Linked DNA regions of Homo sapiens: region 1 is linked to region 2. A link is an interaction called in ENCODE POLR2A ChIA-PET data of the cell type or tissue named here. Cell type or tissue: CD4-positive, alpha-beta T cell. All regions are shown on one strand. Links, peaks and the distances in the headings refer to the core of each region. The heading gives the core; the rest is flanking DNA.

Region 1 (5,259 bases), core at 7-5,006, 70 kb after region 2:
TGATTAATCTAAACTTTTTATATTTCTGATTTTTCAGCAAAGGATTATACAGTCATACCCAGCAGAGATTCATGATGGAGTCTCTCAATTGTAGTGTGTTTTGCCTTTTGGAGAGGCTGAGAATTTCAAAATTATGGAGTCCTGGTTTCTTTTTATCTAATAATTCTTTTCTCAAATTTATCTTTCACCTCTCACATTTTATTACAAGCTGAAAGAAGAAATCAGGAGAAATCTTCAACACTTTGCCTGGAAGTCTCTTTAACTATAACCAAATTTGTTACTTACAGGTTCTGATTTGTATGTAACTCCAGGAAATAATTTTGCTAGGTCATTCTGCCACTATATAAGAAGGATCCTTTTCCTCCTGACTCCAATAGCATGTTCTTTACTTTCTTCTGAGCCTTCACTGCAGTATCCTTAAATTCTAGATCTCTACTAATAGTCCATCCAGGGCAATTTAGACTTTTTCTATCATGTTCCTCAAAATTATTCTAGCCTGCTCCCACTTCCCAATTCCAAAGCTGTTTCCATGTTTTTTAGGTTTTTGTTATAGCACCACTCAACTTCTAGAAACTAGAAATCTCTATTATTTTTATATTGCTGTGTAACAAATTACCACAAACTTAGTATCTTAAAACAATACATCTCTATCATAGTTCCTGTCAGAAGCTCTGGCATGACTTAGCTGGGTCCTCTGCTTGGGGTCTCACAAGGCTGCAATCCAGGTGTTAACTGAGCTGTATTCTCATGCAGAGGCTTGGCTGGAGAAAAACTGCTTCCAGGCTTATGTGTTGGCAGAATTCAATTCGTTGTGGTTGTTGGACTGAGGTTCCCATTTTTTTGTTGGCTGTCATCCAGGGCTGCTCTCAGCTCCTGGAGGCTGCCTACAGTTCCTTACCACATAGCCATCTCCATAGCTCCTCTCACAACACGATGGCTTACCTTTCAAGGCAACTGGAGAGAGAAGTATCTGCCCTAAGGAAGGACTCAGTCTCTTTTTTAAGGGCTTTACCTAATTAAGTCAGGCCTATTCAAGATAGTCTTCCTTGTGGTTAACTCAAAGTCAGTTTGGGACTTTAATTGCCTCTGAAAAACCCCTTCACCTCTGCCATATTACTCAAAAGAAGAGGAGACATTATATAAGGCACAAATCATGGAGCCTGCCTTATCTGTCTGCCAACTAACAAAACAAAAAAAGTGCTTATCCCAGTGTTTGATCTGAAGTAGGGGCTCAATAAATGTTAACTACTTCAGTCGTTTAATTTTTTGAAAATCCCTGCTGAAACTACAGTGTCCATCCCAGTGGGATGTGGGGCTCAAACATGTAAATTCTCATGGAAGGGAAGGAGGACCTAAATGAGGTTACCACTGTCAAGCCAAGAGAACATCTCATTCTCCTAGAGATTACAGAATTTCTTAGAGTTAATGAAAATATATAGAGAGGAGCCATGACTGAGGACCTAGAAGAGCTAACCCAGAGAATTTATATGGAATGTATGTTCATATTGGGTTTCAGGAATTTTTCACTGTGACAAGTTAAAACACAAAGAGGAACAGAGAGTGGGCAGAAAGAAATTGGAGATTAGGAGGCTTAGCAATTGTAGCTGGGCTATTCAGGACATGGAATTCATTTGGTGCTTTCATCTCTTTCTGTCTGATGAAGGCAAAATTGTTGGGATGATTTCTGGTTAAGATTGGCCAAAGTTTGCTGGGCACGGTGGCTCATGCCTGTAATCCCAGGACATTGGGAGGCTGAGGTGGGAGGATCACTTGAGGCCAGCAGTTCGAAACCAGCCTGGCCAACATGGTGAAACACCATCTCTACTAAAAATACAAAAAATTAGCCGGGGGTGATGGCGGGCATCTGTAATCTCAGCTACTCGGGAGGCTGAGACATGAGAATTGCTTGAACCCAAGGCGGGGAGGTTGCAGTAAGCTGAGATTGCGCCACTGCACACCAGCCTGGGCAACAGAGCGAGACTCAGTCTCAAAAAAAAAAAAAAAGGATTAGTCAAGGAACTGAAGTAACTAGGAAGCTAGCAGGTATAGCAGAAAAAAAGTTAGGAAAAGAAGGGCTGCTTGAATAGGATGAACAAGGCCCAAGCACCAGAGAAACCTGCAGGACTGGGGACGGAAACACAGGAAAGAGAGAAGCTCCTCAGATAGGTCTCTCTCCAATCTCCAGGTGACCACAAAGATTTAAAGTAGAATGGCGGACCAGCCACTAGAGGGAGCATTAATACAGTCTTTTGTATTACTGTGTCAAGTTATGATGAAGATATGGAAGGTGACATTGAAAAACAAAGTAATGATCAAGACAGAGGGCCTGAATTAAGGCCAAGCCTTTTTCCTTTGTACTGTAACTTGAAGTTACATACCACAGCTGCAGCCAGGGAATCTGATTCTATTGGGTAACTTTCAGAAGAATCTTCCCATCTCCTGGTACTTCTACTATGAGTTAATAAGAAATATTGGGCATGGGAATTGCTTTAATGTGGAGACTATCATTATTTTGGTGTAGACTGAAGGTAACAGGAGATGCTGTGTCTCTTTTCTGCTAATGTTTTTGGCAAGTCCTGGGTTTGGTTTGGTTTTGTTCTTTTCTCCAAGAAGGGACATTCTTTCCTCAAGGAGATGAAGGTTGTGACCTAGGGAGGTCTCTCTAGCCTTTGAAATCCTATAGCCGTTGACCACCAAGTGGGTTAGGAGGGAACCAAAAAATAGGATACAAACTGCAGTTGCTTTTTCCTTCTAAGGCTTCTATTAAGCTAGAATTCTCAGAGCTGTCATTTCAAGAGAATAGACCAGGACATGTAGGGAGGTGGGAAGAATTTTCAATGATAATTGTCTCTACTGTACAACCCGGTGCATATTTGGACAAACATTGTGTGGCTCTAGGAGGTGGGGAGTCAATGTAGGTCCCACCACACCATCAGACTCTCCTCACTCTGCACTCCACATGAGTAAGCTCTGTGGGGCACTGTGGAAATGGGTCAGAAGAGAGTTTTCAAGATGACTTTCCCTGATGGGAGCTGGCAGCCTTTTGATATGTACCCAATGAAAAATATGATCCATTAGTAATTTGGGAACATCAGTTTGTATCCTAAAGGACACCACTTTTTTTTGTTTTGTTTTGTTTTTAGATGGAGTTTCACTCTTGTCACCCAGGCTGGAGTGCAATGGCACAATCTTGGCTCACTGCAACCTCTGTCTCTTGGGTTCAAGCGATTCTCCTGCCTCAGCCTCTCAAGTAGCTGGAACTACAGGCATGCACCACCATGCCCAGCTAATTTTTTATATTTTTAGTAGAGATGGGGTTTCACCATGTTGGCCAGGCTGGTCTTGAATGTCTGACCTCAGGTGGCCCACCCACCTTGGCCTCCCAAAGTGCTGAGATTACAGGCGTGAGCCACCGCGCCCAGTCAGGATACCACTTTTGATCATCAGGCAAAACAGAAAAAGATTTCAACTTTGAACTAAATATAATTGATATCTAAATATATGAATTAAGTTCCACATTGCTCTAGAGAAATATATCTTTCAACCAAATTAGTTAAGGAACAAGTAAAACTCTAGAGAAAGATACCTTTCTCTAGAGCAATGTGGAAATTAATTCACGTATTTAGTTCTCACCAAAGACTGAGTCCCTGGTAGTTATGAAGCTTACTAAATTGATCTTTACTGAGGATTAATGCAAAAGCATTGACTAGGTGTAGGTAGTGTCAGAACAAACTTTAGTATTTTTTTTTCAGAAGGTAATTATCTTTATAGTTAGGAAATGAAGAAGGAATCCATTCCTTTGGCCAGAGTATCTGGGAGGAAATCCTTTGCAGTTACATAAAAAGTGAACTTTTTTGGTTACAGGAAGGATGTAATAACAAGTAACAGGATTACATCTTTTTCAAGACCATGTTTTCTCATTTCACAGACTTACTGTCTAAAATATACACCTATAAAATGGTGTGTACATCTGAGACTTTTGTATTAGGAACCTGTTCTGATAGTCTCCAAAGGTAACAAGTCCTTCTTTGTAGCCTTGTATGCCCCAGAGCAGGTGCTAGGGTCATGCAAATGAGAAAGAAGTGGGTATGCGAGTGATGGGAAGATGGAAGAGGAGGAGGAAAATGTCCCTTAGTTGTTGTCAACTCTACTGTTACCCACAAAGAAGGACTTGTGTGCTAGAGGTAGATTATTTACCCATACTTTTGGATGCTGGAAAAATTTAGACAATAATTTGGACAATAATTTTTCCTCCTATCCAATAATACAACTTTGGTCTATTGTGGATATAGATTCAGAGAAGGCAGGAATTCATTCAAGGAAAGGAAAATGCTGCAAAAAACTAGTGGAGGTGTGAAGGCTTTTAATGTCTTCACTTCTATGCCTGATTTACCTGACATATTGGCGCATCAAACAAGCTTGGTTTTAAGCTAATTTAGAGTAAGAAGTATGAGTTAATATTTCAAATCAGTTCTCAATCTTTATTTAAAATTATCATCTGGGGACATTAAAAAAAATTCCCAGTCCCACTCACAGAAGTTCTGACATGTGAAGCCTAGTTATTGTTCAGAAACTATCATTTTCTAAAACACTCCAAAGTTCATTTAATACATGCTTCCAAATGTTAAGTATTCAATCCCATTTTGTAAAAACACTATCCTGGCCGGGCATGGTGGCTCATGTCTGTAATCCCAGCACTTTGGGAGACGGAGGCGGGTGGATCACCCGAGGTCTGGAGTTCGAGACCAGCCTGGCCAACATGGTGAAACTCTGTCTCTACTAAAAATACAAAAATTAGCTGGGTGTGGTGGCGGGCACCTGTAATCCCAGCAACTTGGGAGGCTGAGGCAGGAGAATCACTTGAACCCAGGAGGCGGAGGTTGCAGTGAGCAGAGATCACACCATGGCACTCTAGCCTGGGCGACAGAGTGAGACTCTGTCTCCAAAAAAAAAAAAAGAAAAGAAAAGAAAAGAAAAAAAGAAAAAACACTATCCTAAGGAGACACTTTCAGTGGAGAAAATGTGGGAGTGTAAAATATTAATTTTGCCATTTTGGATGGTCTGGATATAGAAACAACTCATTTGAGAGTTTTTGCATCCTGGTTTCCAACTAAAGTATTCTTTCTGGCTGAATGTTTGCATGAACACACCTGAAGACTCTATTGCTATGCTAGAATGTTCAACTGAGGGTTGTTTCAGAATTTAACCTCAAAGGATAAAGAAATGGAAAAAGGGTGAGCTCTAAAGAGACATGGAACA
Region 2 (5,489 bases), core at 202-5,201:
GCCTTTTGCATCTGGCTTCTTTCACTTGGCATGTTTTCAGTATTCATCCATGTCATTGCATGTATCAGTACTTCATTTCTTGACTTAAGATATGGCTGAAGATATTCCCTTGTATGCATATAACACATCTTGTTTTTCTTTTCATCAGTTGATGGTCATTTGGGTTGTTTCCACTTTGGGGCTATTATAAGTAATGCTGCTATGAACACTTGTATATACATTTTTGTGTGGACACATGTTTTCTCTTCTTGGGTAGATACCTAGGAGTGGAATTGCTGGTATGATTATAACTCTATGTTTAACATTTTTAGAAAATATTTGAGAAAATTTGCCAAACTGTTGCTAAAGCAGCTGCACTATTTTACACTTCCACCACCAGTAAATGAGGGTTCGTTTACTGGTCAAACAAGTGTCAAACACTTGTTGACAAGGATACGGAGAAACTGGAACCCTCATTTACTGTTCGTCATTTTGTTGTTATCCAGCTGGGTATAAAGTGGTATATTGTTGTGGTTTTGATTCCCATTTCCCTAATAACTAATGATGTTGAGCATCTTTTTTTTTTTTTTTTTTTTTTTTTTTTGAGACAAAATCTTACTCTGTCACCCAAGCTGGAGTGCAGTGGTGCAATCTCAGCTCACTGCAACCTCTGCTTCCCAGGTTCAAGCAATCCTCCCACCCTGCCTCCTATGTAGCCAGGATTACAGGCATGCACCACCACGCCCAGCTAAATTTTTTGTATTTTTAGTAGAGACGGGGCTTCACTATGTCGGCCAGGCTGGTCTCGAACTCCTGACTTCAAGTTATCTACCTGCCTTGGCCTCCCAAAGTGCTGGGATGACAGGTGTGAGCCACCACGCCCAGCAGAGCATCTTTTTTATATGCTTATTGACTATATGTATATCTTCTTCTGTGGTTTCTTTCAAGATTTTCTCTTTGTAGTTTCAATATGATACACCTAGGCATAGATTTTTTCAGTATTTATTGTGCTTGTTGTTCTTTGGGCTTTCTGGGTCTGTGGCTTGCTGTCTGTCATTAATTTCAGAAAATTCTGAGTCATTATTACTTTACATATTTATTTGCTTGCTTGCTTTCTCTCTTTCCTTTTCTCCTTCCTTCCTTCCCTTCCTTCTCTCTCTCTCTTCCTTCCTTCCTCCCTCCCTTCCTCCCTCCTTCTCTCCCTCGCTTTCTCTCCTTCCTTCCTTCCTTTCTTTCCCTCCTCCTCCTCCTTCTTCTCCTCCTCCTCTTCTTCCTTCTTCTTTCCTTCTTTCTTCCTCTCTTTCTCTCTTTCTTTCCTTCCTTCTTTCCTCCCTCCCTCTTTCTTTCTTTCTTTCTTCCTTCCTTCCTTTTTTCTTTCTTTCTTTTCTTTCCTCTTCTTTCTTTTTCTCTCTTTCTTTCTTTTTTTTCTCTCTCTCTTTCTTTCTTTCTTTTCTTTATTTTTTTCTGATATTCCCATTACACATATGTTACACCTTTTGTTATTGTCCCACAGTTCTTGGATAGTCTGTTTCATTTTTTTCCCCATTCCTTTTTCTCTTTGCTTTTCAGTTTGGAAAATTTCTATTGATATATCTTCTAGCTCACTGATTCTTCCCTCAGCCATGTCCAGTCTACTGATGAGTCCATCACATACATTATTTATTTCTATTACACTGTTTTAAATTTCTAACATTTCCTTTTGATCGTCTCTTAGAGTTTCCTTTACTCTGCTTCCATTATCCATCTGTTCTTGTATGCTATCCAGTTTTCCCACTAGAGCCCTTAGCATATAATCATACTCATTTTAAATTTCCAGCCTGATAATTCCAAAATCTATGGCATATAAGTCTGATTCTGATGCTTGCTTTGTATTTTCAGATTTTTTTTTTTTTTTTGCCTTTTAGCCTGTCTTGTAATTTTTTTTTTTTTTTGAAACTGGATATTATGTATCAGGTAAAAGGAACTGAGGTAGATAGGCCTTTAATGTGAGATTTTATGTTTATCTGGCTAGGAGTCAGGCTGCGTTTACTACTTCTTGTAGCCGTGGTGTCAGAAGCTAACACCTAGTGTCCTTATTTTTGTCTTCCCTTTTGCCTTTGGGTTTTCCTAGAGACTCCTTCTTAAATAGGGGCTGAGGCTTGCAGTTCTTTTAGCTGTAACCCCTTGTTATTATTATTCAGGAGCCCACTGATGCAGTGAGAAGGTTGGGGTGGATAAGGGAAGCATTATATAGTCTTATAATTATGTCTCAGTCTTTTAATGAGCCCATGTCCTTGGGCTATGACCTTGGCAAGTGCTTCTCAGCTTCCCCCTACTCCACCGTAGAGAGACAGGAAGGCTGGAGGGGGCTGAGGCTGGGTATTTCCCTTGCCCCATGTTGGTTAGGCTTTGGTAAAACTCAAGTTGGTTAGGCTGTGGTAAACAGTTTTCCCTGAGGGCAGGCCTTGTTAAGGAGAACAGAGAGCTCTGGGTATATTTCAAATTTGTTACTTTTTCTGTCCCCCTGCTGGATGCATGAGGAAATTTTCTCCAGTCTTTACAGCGAGAACCTGGTGGGGCTTCCAGTTCTTGTTAAAGCAAAAAACTGGCTGTATAACTTCTTTGGGAAAAAATCTCTATTTAAATCCTTTGCCCATTAAATTTTTTCTTTCTTGCTGAGTTGTTGTAAGGATTCTTTTTTCTTTTTTTTTTTTGAGATGGAGTTTCACTCTGTCACCCATGTTGGAGTGCAGTGGTGTGATCTTGGCTCACTGCAACCTCTGCCTTCCGGGTTCAACAGATTCTCCTGCCTCAGACTCCCAAGAAGCTGAGATTACAGGCACCAGCCACCATGCACAGCTAATTTTTTTGTATTTTTAGTAGAGACAGTGTTTCATCATGTTGGCCAGGCTGGTTTTGAACTCCTAACCTCAAGTGATCCACACATCTTGGCCTCCCAAAGTGCTAGGATTACAGGCATGAGCCACTGCGCCAGGCCATAAGGATTCTTTAGATACAAGAATTATATACCTAGATACAAGTTCCTTATCAGATATGTGATTTGCATATATTTTCTCCCATTTTGTGAATTTTCATTTCCTTGACAGTGTGCTTTGAAGCACAAACGTTTTTAATTTTAATGAAGTTAGATTTATTTGATTTTCCTTTTGTTGCTTGTGATTTGGGTGTCATATCTAAGAAATCATTGTCCAAGGTCAAGAAGATTTACTGCTGTGTTTTCTTCTAAGAGTTTTAATAGCTTCAGCTCCTACTTTAGGTAAATGATCCATTTTAGTTAGTTTTGGTATATGATGTGAGTCCAATTTTATTCTTTTGCATGTGGATATCTAGTTGTCCCAGCATCATTTGTTGAAAAGACTTCTCTTTTATTTAATTTTCTTATCATTTTTGTCAAAAATGAATTGAACATAAAAGTAATGTTTTACTTCTGGACTCTCAAATCTATTCCACTGATCTGTAGATGCTGGTACCACGCAGTCTTGATTATGTTGTAGTAAGTTTTAAAATCTGGAAGTGTGAATCCTCCAGCTTTGTTCTTTTTCAAGATTATTTTGGCTATTCTGAGTCCCTTGAATTTCCATATGAATTTAAGGATTGGTTTAGCAATTTCTACAAAAAGATAGCTGTGATTTTGATAGGGATTGTGTTGAATCTGTAAATCAGTTTGGCATCTTAATAATGTGATATTTTCTAATCCCTGAACATATAATGTCTTTCTATTTATTTAGGCATTTTAACATTTCTCTCAACAATGTTTTGTAGCTTTCAGTGTATAAATCTTGTCCTTTTCTTAAGTTTATTCCTGAGCATTTAATTCTATTTGATGTTATTGTAAATAGAATTGTTAATTTCCTTTTTGAGTTGTTTCTTGTTACTGTGCAGAAATACAATTGAATTTTGCATACAGTTGATTTTCGTATTCCCATCTTGTATCCTGTAGCCTTGCTGAACTTATTTATTAGTTTTCATAGGTTTTTTTTTTTTGTAAATTCCTTAGGATTTTTTATATACAAGACCTTGTCACCTGCAAGTAGATAGTTTTACTTCTTCCTTTCCAATATAAAAGTCTTTTATTTATTTTTCTTTTCCAGTGGCTCTTGTGGAACCTCTAGTACAATGTTGAGGCAAGAGTGGACCTCCCTGTGTTATTCTTGATTTTAGAGGGAAATCATCCAGTCTTCTAATATTAAGTATAATGTTAGGTACAGTTTTTCATCCATGCCTTTCATCAGGTTGAAAAAATTCCCTTTTTTCCTAGTTTACTGGGTGTTTTATGATGAAAAGGTGTCCAATTTTGTCAAATGCCTTTTCTGTGTATACTGAGATGATTATGTGGTTTCATTTCTTATTCTCTTGATATGATATGGTGTATTATATTAATTGATTTTAGGATGGAAAACCAATGTTGCATTTCTGGGATAAACCCCATTTGACATGGTGGTAACTCTTTTTATATGCTGTTAGATTCAGTTTACTGGTATTTTGTTGAGGAATTTTGCATATTCACATGAGATATTGATCTGTATTTTTGTTTTCCTGTTACATCTTTGGTTTTAGTATCAGGGTAATTAACCTGCCTCATAGAGTGAATTGGAAAGTGCTCATTTCAACACTGTAAATTCAGAGACTTTTATCATCTTGATCAAATGAGCATTATCTATTTGTTTTAGGCATTTGAATCATAAATGTCTGAAATGTGTATCACACACAAAACTGACATTCAGTGGAGTTTGACTGAAATCCACTGTGCAATGAGTCTAATGAAGAAACTGGTAAAACTAAAACTAAACTAAGTCAAACTGAAATCAGTTGCAAATCTTAAATAATAGAATCCATAAAGCTGTTAAACTTTTCCATGCAACACAATTGCCATAAACTTTATAAATTGCTGATATAAACAAATTTTTGAATGGATAATTTCACTAAATTAGATATTGGTGTCCAAAAGCAGATTTTTCTAAGTTGGTAAATTTGGAAAATTTGGCGAATTGGACTTTGGGTAGCTTGGTCATTGGGTGAATTGTCTTCAGTAAATACTCTTTCAACTAATTGCCTAGTTTGTGGGTACAGATAAGGATCACGAGGACAGGAAATTGAGAGAACTTTGCCTACAGACTCCTTTTTCTTTTTTGCAGAATAGGCAGTGAGGTTAAGTGCTGACAGAGGTGAAGGTGAAGTAGAGGGTTTAAGAAAAGTGGAGAAAGGCTCGGCGGGGTGGCTCATGCCTGTAATCTCAGCACTTTGGGAGGCCGAGGTAGGTGGATCATCTGAGGTCAGGAGTTTGAGACCAGCCTGTCCAACGTGGCAAAACCCTGTCTCTACTAAACACACACACACACACACACACACAAACACACACAAATTAGCCAGGTGTGCTGGTGCATGCCTGTAGTTCCAGCTACTCAGGAGGCTGAGGTAGGAGAATCGCTTGAACCTGGGAGATGGAGGTTGTAGTGAGCTGAGATCATGCCACTGCACTCCAGCCTGGGTGACAGAGTGAGACTGCATCT

What was found. ChIA-PET counts read pairs that join two places held together with the same protein. Peaks named below come from ENCODE experiments on the same cell type or tissue, not always from the same donor. Only the 100,000 strongest peaks of a DNase experiment are listed, where the experiment ranks them.
Region 1: POLR2A ChIA-PET joins it to region 2 with 8 read pairs; 3 of 35 experiments call an interaction of 5 or more read pairs at or near these places.

The regions. Positions count from the first base shown.
Region 1 is chr11:6,735,845-6,741,103 of GRCh38, forward strand. No RefSeq gene overlaps it. Among named protein-coding and RNA genes, the nearest start is that of OR2AG2, 34 kb to the right of the region's middle. RefSeq lists enhancers at 663-752, 1,003-1,182. In CD4-positive, alpha-beta T cell, for the core only: CTCF peaks have their summits at 2,222 (motif pointing right) and 2,423; DNase peaks (open chromatin) are centred at 1,087 and 2,227; H3K27ac peaks cover 2,760 bases.
Region 2 is chr11:6,665,532-6,671,020 of GRCh38, forward strand. No RefSeq gene overlaps it. Among named protein-coding and RNA genes, the nearest start is that of DCHS1, 12 kb to the left of the region's middle. RefSeq lists an enhancer at 2,536-2,585. In CD4-positive, alpha-beta T cell, for the core only: a CTCF peak has its summit at 2,509; DNase peaks (open chromatin) are centred at 2,390 and 5,080; H3K27ac peaks cover 312 bases.